Regions from separate parts of the Homo sapiens genome. Here region 2 is linked to region 1. A link is an interaction called in ENCODE POLR2A ChIA-PET data of the cell type or tissue named here. Cell type or tissue: PC-9. All regions are shown on one strand. Links, peaks and the distances in the headings refer to the core of each region. The heading gives the core; the rest is flanking DNA. Region 1 overlaps MYH16 (myosin heavy chain 16). Region 2 overlaps SMURF1 (SMAD specific E3 ubiquitin protein ligase 1).

Region 1 (5,379 bases), core at 243-5,242:
ATCACACCACTGCACTCCAGTCTGGGCAACAGAGTAAGACCCTGGTTTTGGTTTTGTTTTGTCTCAAAACAAAACTAAAAACTGGAATGGGCTGCCTTTTTTCACTGGGAAGGTTCACGTAGAAGTTGGATTATCATTTCTTTCAGGGATATTATGGGGGGGAATCCCCAGCTGCTTCAGAATTGGTCTAGATGCCCTTTAAATGCCCCTTCCAGCCCTAGAATTTTGTAATACACAATTCTAAGATTCTGTGATTTGGTGTCTCCCGGGAAATCCACACGCAGCAGTTAGAGACCCTGCCACCAGAGGGCAGTGTTATCACATTTGGTCCAATTGCATAGAAGGAACCAAAGTTCCCTCCAGGGCTCCGACTAGAGAACGCCCAGTTGTTTATTTTTTTGAGATAGGGTCTCGCTTTGTCACCTAGGCTGGAGTGCAGTGATGCCATCAGAGCTCACTGCAGCCTCGACCTCCCGGGCTCAAGTGATCCTCCTTCAGGCTCCCAAGTAACCGGGACTACAGGCGTGCACCACCATGGTTGGCTAATTTTTACATTTTTTGTAGAGACAGGGTCTCAATATGTTGCCCAGGTTGGTCTTGAATTCCTGGCCTCAAGTGATCCTCCTGCCTCGGCCCCCCAAAGTTCTGGAATCACAGGAATGAACCACCTTGCCCAGCCGAGAGTGCCAAGTTCAGAACTATCACAGGGGTGATGTGCCCTTTTGTGAAGGTGGAGAGGGACCCACCAAAGAAGTAGTGTTCCTCTCTCCACCACCCCAGACAGTGATTTCTGCCTGCCAACAGATTGGAGAGAGGTCAGAATGCTGGAAGACACGCCATTCCCAGAGAGCCAGTGTGTTCTGAGGGCTGGGAACTGGCAGGGAGCCCTCCCTCATGGCGCTGCCCCCACCACAGCTCTCCAAAGACTAGGAGGGCAAGGAAAGGAAAGGGTCGAGGAGTATTAGAAGATCACAACGGAAACCCTGCCACGGGAGGGAGGGTTGACAGACTCAGGAATGTTCAGCCTAAAGAAGAGAAAAATTGTAGGGACCTATTTTGAGAACTGATTTCCATGAAGGTTGTTCTGTAGGGCTTTGGGTAGAAACACCAGGTCAGCGGCCGGGGCCAGTGGCTCATGCCTGTAATCCCAGCACTTTGGGTGGCTGAGGTGGGGGAATCACCTGAGGTCGGGAGTTTGAGTTCAGCCTGGCCAACATGGTGAAACCCCGTTTCTACTAAAAATACAAAAATTAGCCAGGCATGGTGGTGCATGCCTGTAATCCCAGCTACTTGGGGGGCTGAGGCAGGAGAACCGCTTGAACCCGGGAGGCGGAGGTTGCAGTGAGCCGAGATCGCGCCATTGCACTCCAGCCTGGGTGACAGAGTGAGACTGTCTCAAAAAAATTAAAAAAAGAAAGAAATAGCAGGTCAGCATGCAGATGCCACCGGGGGGCAGGTCTCATCTGGATTGAAGGAAGAACTTTCTGGCAATGTCAGGAAGGACACTACCCTGGGAGGCAGCTCATTCTTTCATTTACTCTATATGTGTTTACTATGTGCACACTTCAGCCCTGGTAGTCTCTAGTTGCTGAGGATATAGTAGTGAACAAAACAGCTAACTGCCTGCCCTCACGGAGCTGACCCACTGGTGTCTGGACATCCTGGGAGATGAGGTGGAACGTGCAGGGGCCATGTGGAGCATTAGCTTGGATGGACTTGACCTGCTCCGGAGATTCCGTAACTTTCTTGGCTTTAAGAAACCTAGTTTGTTTTCATTTCTCTGATACAGACTTTCAAAATTTGGAAAGAACTTCACCAAGACTGTATTGTTTTCATGGTTTCCAGTAGAAGCAAGCCTGTGAATTAGTATATAGGGATGCAACAAAATTTTTTTATATGGCAGTGGTAAAAATTGCCTTTGGATAAGTCTTAGGAAAAGAAAATTTCTCCATTTAAAAACAAGCTCTAAGTCTAGTGTAGTGGCTCATGCCTGTAATCCCAACACTTTGGGATGCTGAGGTGGGAGGATTGCTTGAGCCTAAGAATTCAAGACCTGTCAGGGCAACATAGTGAGAACCCATCTCTAGAAAAATAAAAGCCTGGCATAGCTGCACGTCGGTACTGCTACTGTACTGTACTGGAGGCAGAGGCAGGAAGATTGCCTGTACCCAGGAGTTCAAGGCTGCAGTGAGCCATGATTGTGCCACTGCACTCCAGCCCGAGCCGCAGAGCAAGACTCTAAGAAAGCAAAGAAGCTCCAGTTGGTCTATTTTTTTAATGTTTCTTTTATTTAAGCTATATTGGGACATTAACATTGTCAACATGAGGAATTCTTTGTAGAGAACAGCCGGGTCACAGACATTACATATTCCGTCCTTGACATGACCATGTAGGAACTCAACTGAAACAGATCCATCATTACTGTCATCCAAATGCTTACTGCCGTTCCAGAGAAGCCCCACTCATTTTCATTCCTCTAATGGCGGGTTTTACATTCTCAAGCTCATTTTCCACCATAGCGCTCTTTATTCTTCACCACCTGTCTCTTCCTGGCTTGCACTTTCTTTTGCATAGTAAACATTCTCAGGACAGACCCAGTTTTCCATTTTCATATTTTCTCCCTCTGAATGGACTGCAGTTGAGATCTGTATTACCCTGGAAAGAGAGAGAAAGAGAGATGGTGAGCAAGGTGAGCAAGTCCATGTGGGTCAGAGCTGGGAGCTCTGACATCTTTGCTCCTGTCTTGCTGGAAAGACAGCTCCCTGGGATGCCTAGGAAGCTTCTGCAAAGGCTTCCTTCCTAGTAATGGATACTGTTGAGTTATACCTAGCTTGTTCTGCATGAGGTTTTGAGGGTTTAGAGACACCTTTGGGCATAATGTGCCCATACAAGTCATTGAGTGGGCTCAGAGTGCAGTGCCCTGGGATACAGAGCTCTCCCTGAGAGCCTGCCTGTGATGTGTCACAAGGGGTTTTGCTATTGTGATGTGACCATCTTCCAAAGAAAGAAAAGCTACTTCATGTCTCATCCCACAAATGGATTTTTAAAATTAGTAAGGTTTCCTTATGGAGTTTATGGAATACTTGCACCCAGTAGAGCCATTCACAGCCTCACCCCTGCCTACCCTACCCTGCTAGCTTCATCCCCCACCGCGCTGCAGCTCTCTGAGCCCATCTACTCCAGCCAGCCTGTGCCCTTGTGCACATCCCACCTTTGCACTTTTGTGTGTGTTGGGCCTTCTGTCTGGAATTCCCTTCTCTCCTCTGCCTGGTGAAGGATCGGTTTTATTTATTCTCTTAAATTTCTGTTAAAATATTTTATATTTATGTTTTTAATTTTTTTCTTTTCAGTTTTTTTTTATTTTTTTATTTTTCTGGAGACGGACTCTCACTCTTGTTGCCCAGGCTGGAGTGGCACAATCTCGGCTCACTGCAACCTCTGCCTCACAGGTTCAAGCAATTCTCCTGCCTCAACCTCCTGAGTAGCTGGGATTACAAGGACCTGCCATCATGCCTGGCTTATTAAATAAAAACAAAATGGATGGATCAGGACATGGAGAGTAGACCCCAGAGGCACAGCCTCATCACCTCTGGGTGCCGGTGGCAGGATAGCAGCCTGATGGCATGGAAGTAGATCCTTGCTGTGACAGAGCAATTGTACCAGGTCCAGCCAAACCAGGGCAGGGGACCTGCTTTAAAGGATGTCTAATCCTGGAGCCTAAGACTCCTAGTGGAAGGAGCTGAACTGCCTTCTGAGTCTGGGTGTACAGGAAGCCTCATGAGTAGTTCCCACCTAGGTCAGAGCTCACTGGGAGGGATCCCTTTCAGGTTTTTGCCTGAAAGGTAAAACACATTAATGCAGAGACAAGCTTCTGATTTCCTTAACTTCCTGACCTAACCATTATTTCAGGGTTAGAGAATTCAGAAAAAGATTCTGTGCCCCATATTTTATCTCCTCCCTAAGCAAACGGTCAGATAAAGCTCAGCTTCACATCAAAGTTCAATGGGGTTATCGCTTTTGGCCAAAACCCAAACTGACCACCATTACTGAAAGATAGCGAATCGTAACTGAGCAGGGAAACTTACCCTCCTCACTAGGGGCTGATTCAACAAGCTGTTGATTCAGTGAGGCCAGATATAATTCCCAGAAGCCACGGAGGTCGGTGCTTAGGGTTCAGCCCCACCCCACCTCCCAAAGCGAACCAGTCTTTGATTTTTTGCTGCCCTGATTAATCCCACATAGAGGGCAACCATATCAATCTCCACAGTAACTTCAAATAAAAGATAACTTGCCTTTTCATAGCACAGGGTGTGTGTGACCATGAGCAAGTCACCAAACTTCTCCAAGCTCATTTTCCTCACCTGACAAACGGGGATATTTATACCTACCTTGTAGGGTAGAAAAGAGAGTGAAAAGCATTTTCCATGCACTTAGCCACCACCACGCTCATTTTTTACATTTTTTTGTAGAGATAGGGTCTTGCTATGTTGCCCAGGCTGGTCTCGAACTTCTGGCCTCAAGTGATCCTCCCACCTTGGCCTCCCAAAGTGTTGGGATTAGAGGCGTGAGACACTGCGCCCAGCCCTTTCAGTTGCCTTTTCTTTCTTAGCACTTGGCTCTTGTTAAAGGAGAAACCTCCACACCCTGGCTCCATGTATCTGGGTGGTTCTCAAACTCAGTCACACATCTGAGTCACCTGGAGGGCTTGCTAAATCACAGATGCTGGGCCCACCCCCAGAGCTGCTGATGCATAGGTCTGGAGCCAGGCCTAAGAATAGGCACTTCTAAGAATGTCGTAGGTGACACTGATGCTGCTGGTCCCGGGACCATGTTTTGGGATCCACTCCTCCAGAATCACATTCTGTGCCTTACCCCTCATTTTCCTTTTGCTTCTGTCCATGGGAAAAGGAGTGATTGATCTTGTTTTTGGAATAAGGAACCAGGAAGGCAGAGCTGAGCCCCATCTAATCTCTCCTTTTAGATCTACTCCCAGGGATGATGGGTTCTGATTGTTCCTCTCCTAGGAATAGTGGCTACTCCCCGGGGATCAAGCCTGCATTTGTTCAGTTCTGGTTTTTTTTTTTTTTTTTTTTTTTTTTTAGACAGAGCCTCGCTCTGTCACCCAGGCTGGAGTGCAGTGGCGTGATCTTGGCTCACTGCAACTCGTGCCTCCTGGGTTCAAGCAATTCTAGTGCCTCAGCCTCCCGAGCAGCTGGGATTACAGGCGTGTGCCATCACGCCTGGCTAATTTTGTATTTTTAGTAGAGTTGGGGTTTCAGGTATCTTTAATTTTGAGGCAAAGTATGAGGATGCCTATGGTGGACACACATTAAAGCCCCATCCTCAATCTAGAATTATGGCATATTAAAACTGGTATTT
Region 2 (5,379 bases), core at 164-5,163, 240 kb after region 1:
CACTCAGATATTTATAAATCAATCATAAACATCAATAGACAGAATAGAAAGTCCAAATATAGACCCATGTCAACTGATGTTCTTCAAAGGTGCCAAGACAATTCGATGATGGGGAAAAAAAGATAGCCTTGTCTAGACTGGAAAATAGGAAATCCAGCCAGAATGAATGGGATATCCTTATGAAAAAAGAATAATAATAAGTCTCAACCCTTACCTCACATCATACACAAAAATTGACCTGTGTGTGATACTCTGAGCTGTTGTTACACATGACACTGATGACACCTAATGTGTGGGTTTTTTTTTTTTTTCCCCACATCAATCCCAATTCTGATGCTAACTGGCTATTCTACAGTTCGATTCAATCCCAACGCTTAATTCCCCAGAATTAGCAAAGACCCCACAGGTTAAGGGCTCAGTCCCACAAGACTACTCCTACCTTATCCATGAGTTGCAAATCAAAGGTTGTCACCTATATTTCTGACTAATAAATAAATCGGGGGTTCCCTTTGCAGGTTCAGTAATTTGCTAGAGGCCTGTAATCCTGTAATCCCAGCACTTTGGGAGGCTGAAGCAGGCAGATCACTTGAGGCCAGGAGTTCAAGCCCAGCCTGAGCAACAGACTGAGATTCCAGCTGTACAAAAAATTAAACAAAATGAGCCAGGCTTGGTGGCGCATGCCTGTAGTCCCAGCTACTTGGGGAGGCTGAGGTGGGAGGATCGCTTGAACCTGGGAGGTTGAGGCTGCAGTGAGCTGTGATTGTGCCACTGCACTCCAGCCTGGGTGACAGAGTGTAGACCCTGTCTCAAAATAATAATAATTTGCTAGAATGTCTCCAGGAGTCAGGAAAACACTACTTACTACTGCTACTTCCACCTCCTTGCTAGCACTTAGTATTGTCAGTCTTTTTAATTTTAGCAATTCTAGTAGGTATGTGGTGGTACCTTACTGTGGTTTTCATGTGCATTGTGCATTGTACCAATGATTATTGATACTGAGCATGTTTTTCTGTGCTTATTGGCCATGTGATGTCTTTTTTGGTAAGGTGTCTATTTAAAAGTTAATTTTAAAAATTTTTATAGAGATAGGGTCTCACTGTTTTGCCCAGGCTGATCTTGAACACCTGGACACAAGTCATCCTCCCACCTTGGCTTCCCAGTGTTGGGATTACAGTTGTGAGCTGCTGTGCTCAGCCAAATATCAATTTTTTAATTGGATTGGGTTTTTTTTTTAAATTGAGTTGTAGAGTTCTTTATTCTAGATGCAGGTCTTTTGTTGGTCATATGGGTTGTTAATATTTTCTCCCAGTCTGTCTCTTGCCCTTTCATTTTCCTAATGGTATCTAGTTTTTACGTTATTGTATTTAATTTTTATGTTTCTGCTCCGTTTGAGGCCAATTTTTGTGTATGATGTGAGGTAAGGGTTGAGACTTATTATTATTCTTTTTTCATAATGATATCCCATTCATTCTGGCTGGATTTCTTATTTTCCAGTCTAGACAAGGCTATCTTTTTTCCCCCATCATCGAATTGTCTTGGCATCTTTGAAGAACATCAGTTGACATGGGTCTATATTTGGACTTTCTATTCTGTCTATTGATGTTTATGATTGATTTATAAATATCTGAGTGTACAGCTCACTGAATTCTCACAAACTGAACACATGTATATAATTAGCATCCAGGTCAGGACATAGAGCATGGCCAGTTCCCCAGTCACCTTCTTCATGCGTCCTTCAGGTCATTACCTTATCCTGCTAAAGGATAATCACTAGCCTAACTTTAACAGCATATATTAGTTCTGTCTGCTTTTGTACTTTATATAAGTGGCATTGTATGAAATGTATTGTCTTGTGGCTTTCATTGAATATTATGTTTGTGAGATTCATTCATAAATGTGTGTGTTGTTAGGATCTGCCATTCTCATTGCTGTATAGTATTCCATTTTGTGATGACCACAACTTTTTTATTGTTTGTATTGTTGATGGACATCTCAATGGTTCTCAGTTCCAAAACTGAGTACAATCAAACAGTACAATCAATAAAAGAACTATTAGGAACTGTGCTACTATTATTTATTATCCTTTTACTACATGGTGAGCATGTATCTGTGCATTTGCATTGAGGACATACCTAAGGGTGAAATTGCTGGGTCATGACCAATTTTTTTTTTTTTTTTGAGATGGAATCTCACTCTGTCACCCAGGCTGGAGTGCAGTGGCATGATTTTGGCTCAGTGCAACCTCAGCCCCCTGGGTTCAAGCGATTGTCCTGCCTTAGCCTCCCAAGTAGCTGGGATTATAGGTGCATGCCACCATACCCAGCTAATTCTTTATATTTTTGGTAGAGACGGGGTTTCACCATGTTGGCCAGGCTGGTCTCGAACTCCTGACCTCATGTGATCCACCTGCCTTGGCCTCCCAAAGTGCTGGGATTACAGGCGTGAGCCACTGTGTCTGGTTGATTTTTTTTTTTTTTAAGTTTTAAATGATCTTATGAATCTATTGTTAGCTACATCGACTGGAAACGTTTAATGTTGTGACAAATTTTTTCTTTTTTTTTTTTTTGAGATGGAGTCTCACTCGTTGCCCAGGCTGGAGTGCAGTTGCGTGATCTGGACTCACTGCAACCCACGCCTCCCAGGTTCAAGCAATTCTCCTGCCTCAGTCTCCCGAGTAGCTGGGATTACAGGTGCCCAACACCAGGCCCAGCTAACTTTTTTTGTATTTTTAGTAGAGACGGGGTTTTACCATTTTGGCCAGGCTGGTCTCGAGCTCCTGACCTTGTGATCCACCCGCCTCGGCCTCCCAGACTGCTGGGATTACAGGCATGAGCCACCAAAATGTTTTCATTCTAATGCTCAGTTGTCTTGATGAAGTAGCGTGAGTCAGTGAATGCTGTGGTTTTCATTGAGGAGATGGATCAGTTCTTATCTCCGTCACTAACTTTGCCAGGTCACCTCGAGCTGTTGCTTAATCTCTCTGAGCTTCTATTTTCCTTCTATGCTCAATCAAGTTGAGCATAATTATTTTACCCTGATTTATACTGTGATGTGAATAATGATTAGCCAAATAATTATAATGGCTTTTATGATAAAACCAGGCAAAATAATACCGTTAAATACTTCAGTGTTATGGAAGTAGCACTATAAAATGATAAATAGGAAAGAAATTATAAGGCACTTTGTTTTAGAAGATTGTGTGTATTTCCTGGGGTTTTCATAGCCACGTGTGGGGTTTTTGCAGTGTATTACCTTGCTAAACTTCATCCTCACCTTCGGATTTTCTTTTCTTTTCTTTTTTTGACATAGAATTTTGCTCTGTCTCCAGGCTGGAGTCCAATGGCAGAATCTTGGCTCACTGCAGCCTTCGTCCCCCAGGTTCAAGTGATTCTTCTGCCTCAACCTCCCCAGTAGCTGGGATTATAGGCTTGCGCCACCACGCCTGGCTAATTTTGTATTTTTAGTAGTGGTAGGGTTTCACTGCGTTGGTCAGGCTGGTCTCAAACTCCTGACCTCAGGTGATCCACCTGCCTTGGCCTCCCAAAGTGCTGGTGAGCCACCACGCCTGGCCGCCTTTGGATTTTCTGTTGATCTTTCTATGTGTCAAATTAATACTGCCTCGGTTGGAAATGTTGACTCACACCTGGAATTCCAGCACTCCGGGAGGCTGAGGCAGAAGGATTGCTGAGACCAAGAGTTTGAGACCAGCCTGGGCAACATAGCAAAATCCTATCTCTATAAAATAATAATACTGCCTCATTTGGTAGAACACAGAGAGAGAAAATACTGACATTGCTTTCTCTTGCTATTACTTATGATTACTTTTTTTTTTCCTTTCTTCTTCTTATTTATTTATTCTTTTAAAGAGACGGCATCTCACTCTGTTGCCCAGGCTGGAGTGCGGTGGTGCAGTCATAGCTTACCGCAGCCTTGAACTCTTGGGTTCAAGCAGTTCTCCTCCCTCAGCCTCCTGAGTAGCTGGTGCTGAGTAGTGCAAACCACTGAACTGGCTAATTTCTATTTTTTTTTTTTTAAGATACAGTGTCTTGTTACGTTGCTCAGGGGTGGTCTCCAACTCCTGGGCTCAAGGAATCTTCCTGCCTCAGCCTCCCAAAGTGCTGGGATTACAGGCATGAGCCGCTGAGTCTGGCCTTGCCCTTGTTCCGCTGTAAAACATTCCACTGGGTTTATTTAAGACAGAAACATTATCTGGAGATAGAAATTGTCCTATATAGATAGACTTTAATGAGACACTTTTCTTACCTTCCAAAGCAAAGGTGTTAGCCTATAATACTTAAGAAAAAACCAAACGAAAGAAAACAATAGCTTTGGCAATTGCTTCCTGTGTGCGACCTGTCTTCTTTCTCCATCCAGGAAGAGCTCCTACTTCAGGGGCTGCAGATTCTGTGAGGGTGTTGGGAAAAATAACATTTTAATGTTAAAAAATAGAGAGTGATCCCCAGTTACCGGTTTTCTTGGAATGTGATGGTGTAACAAATCCTTGAAGATCATTCCTTAAGATGTAAAAATGACGGTTCCTTCATGAGAGCTTTGTTCAAATAAAAAGTTCCGTGTCCCGTTTTTGGCCGGGCGCGGTGGCTCACGCCTGTAATCCCAGCACTTTGTGAGGCCGAGGCGGGTGGATCACCTGAGGTCAGGAGTTCGAGACCAGCCTGGCCAACATGGCGAAACCTCGTCTCTACTAAAAATACAAAAATTAGCCGGGCATGGTGGCACATGCCTGTAATCCCAGCTACTAGGGGGGCTGAGGCAGGAGGATCGCTTGAACCTGGGAGGTGGAGTTTGCAACGAGCTGAGATCGTGCCACTGCACTCCAGCCTGGGCAACAGAGCAAGACTCCATCTCAAAAAAAAAAAAAAAAGTTCCAAATGCCCTCTGGACTTTAGTACTTGTTTTTTGACATGTACTTTATTACTTTATTTCTCCCTCATTATAATAATACTTCTGCTTTGAACCTGCAGAATATATATATATATTTTATTTCCAAAGAATCAGATCTTCCAGGCAGTAGTGTGCAAAGCTTCCAGGCTCTCGACTCCTTGTGAACATGGCATAGGAGTCAGACACATCACATTGTGGCGCTTGCAAAACAGTTGTTTTCATACATTCATTCAAGCAGGCAGTTATCCATTGATTTCAACAAACATTGATCAAGCGCTAATTTCTGCCAGGCCCTGTGCTTCCGTGCTAGGAATGTAATGGTTGAGAAGGCAGCGTCTGCCTTCTTGATGCTTACATTCTAGTGGGTTAACTACACAGTTAAAAAAAAAAAAGTCATTACCTAATACCATTTAACAAATATGTTTAAAGTCAACTGCATGTGCCAGGCACTGTTTCAGCCTCTGGGGAGACAGTGGT

Evidence for each region. Peaks named below come from ENCODE experiments on the same cell type or tissue, not always from the same donor. Only the 100,000 strongest peaks of a DNase experiment are listed, where the experiment ranks them.
Region 2: POLR2A ChIA-PET joins it to region 1 with 18 read pairs; 5 of 35 experiments call an interaction of 5 or more read pairs at or near these places.

What each region holds. Positions count from the first base shown.
Region 1 is chr7:99,308,015-99,313,393 of GRCh38, reverse strand. MYH16 (myosin heavy chain 16) reads right to left here. Exons shown (of 24, transcript NM_001431356.1): 24 at 2,270-2,655. The region is part of intron 2 of LOC105375421 (a long non-coding RNA gene); the gene reads left to right. Among named protein-coding and RNA genes, the nearest start is that of ARPC1A, 15 kb to the left of the region's middle. In PC-9, for the core only: a CTCF peak has its summit at 291 (motif pointing right); DNase peaks (open chromatin) are centred at 333 and 4,683; H3K27ac peaks cover 289 bases.
Region 2 is chr7:99,070,565-99,075,943 of GRCh38, reverse strand. The region is part of intron 1 of SMURF1 (SMAD specific E3 ubiquitin protein ligase 1); the gene reads left to right. Among named protein-coding and RNA genes, the nearest start is that of SMURF1, 71 kb to the left of the region's middle. In PC-9, for the core only: no CTCF peak of the experiment used is centred there; a DNase peak (open chromatin) is centred at 2,933; H3K27ac peaks cover 2,060 bases.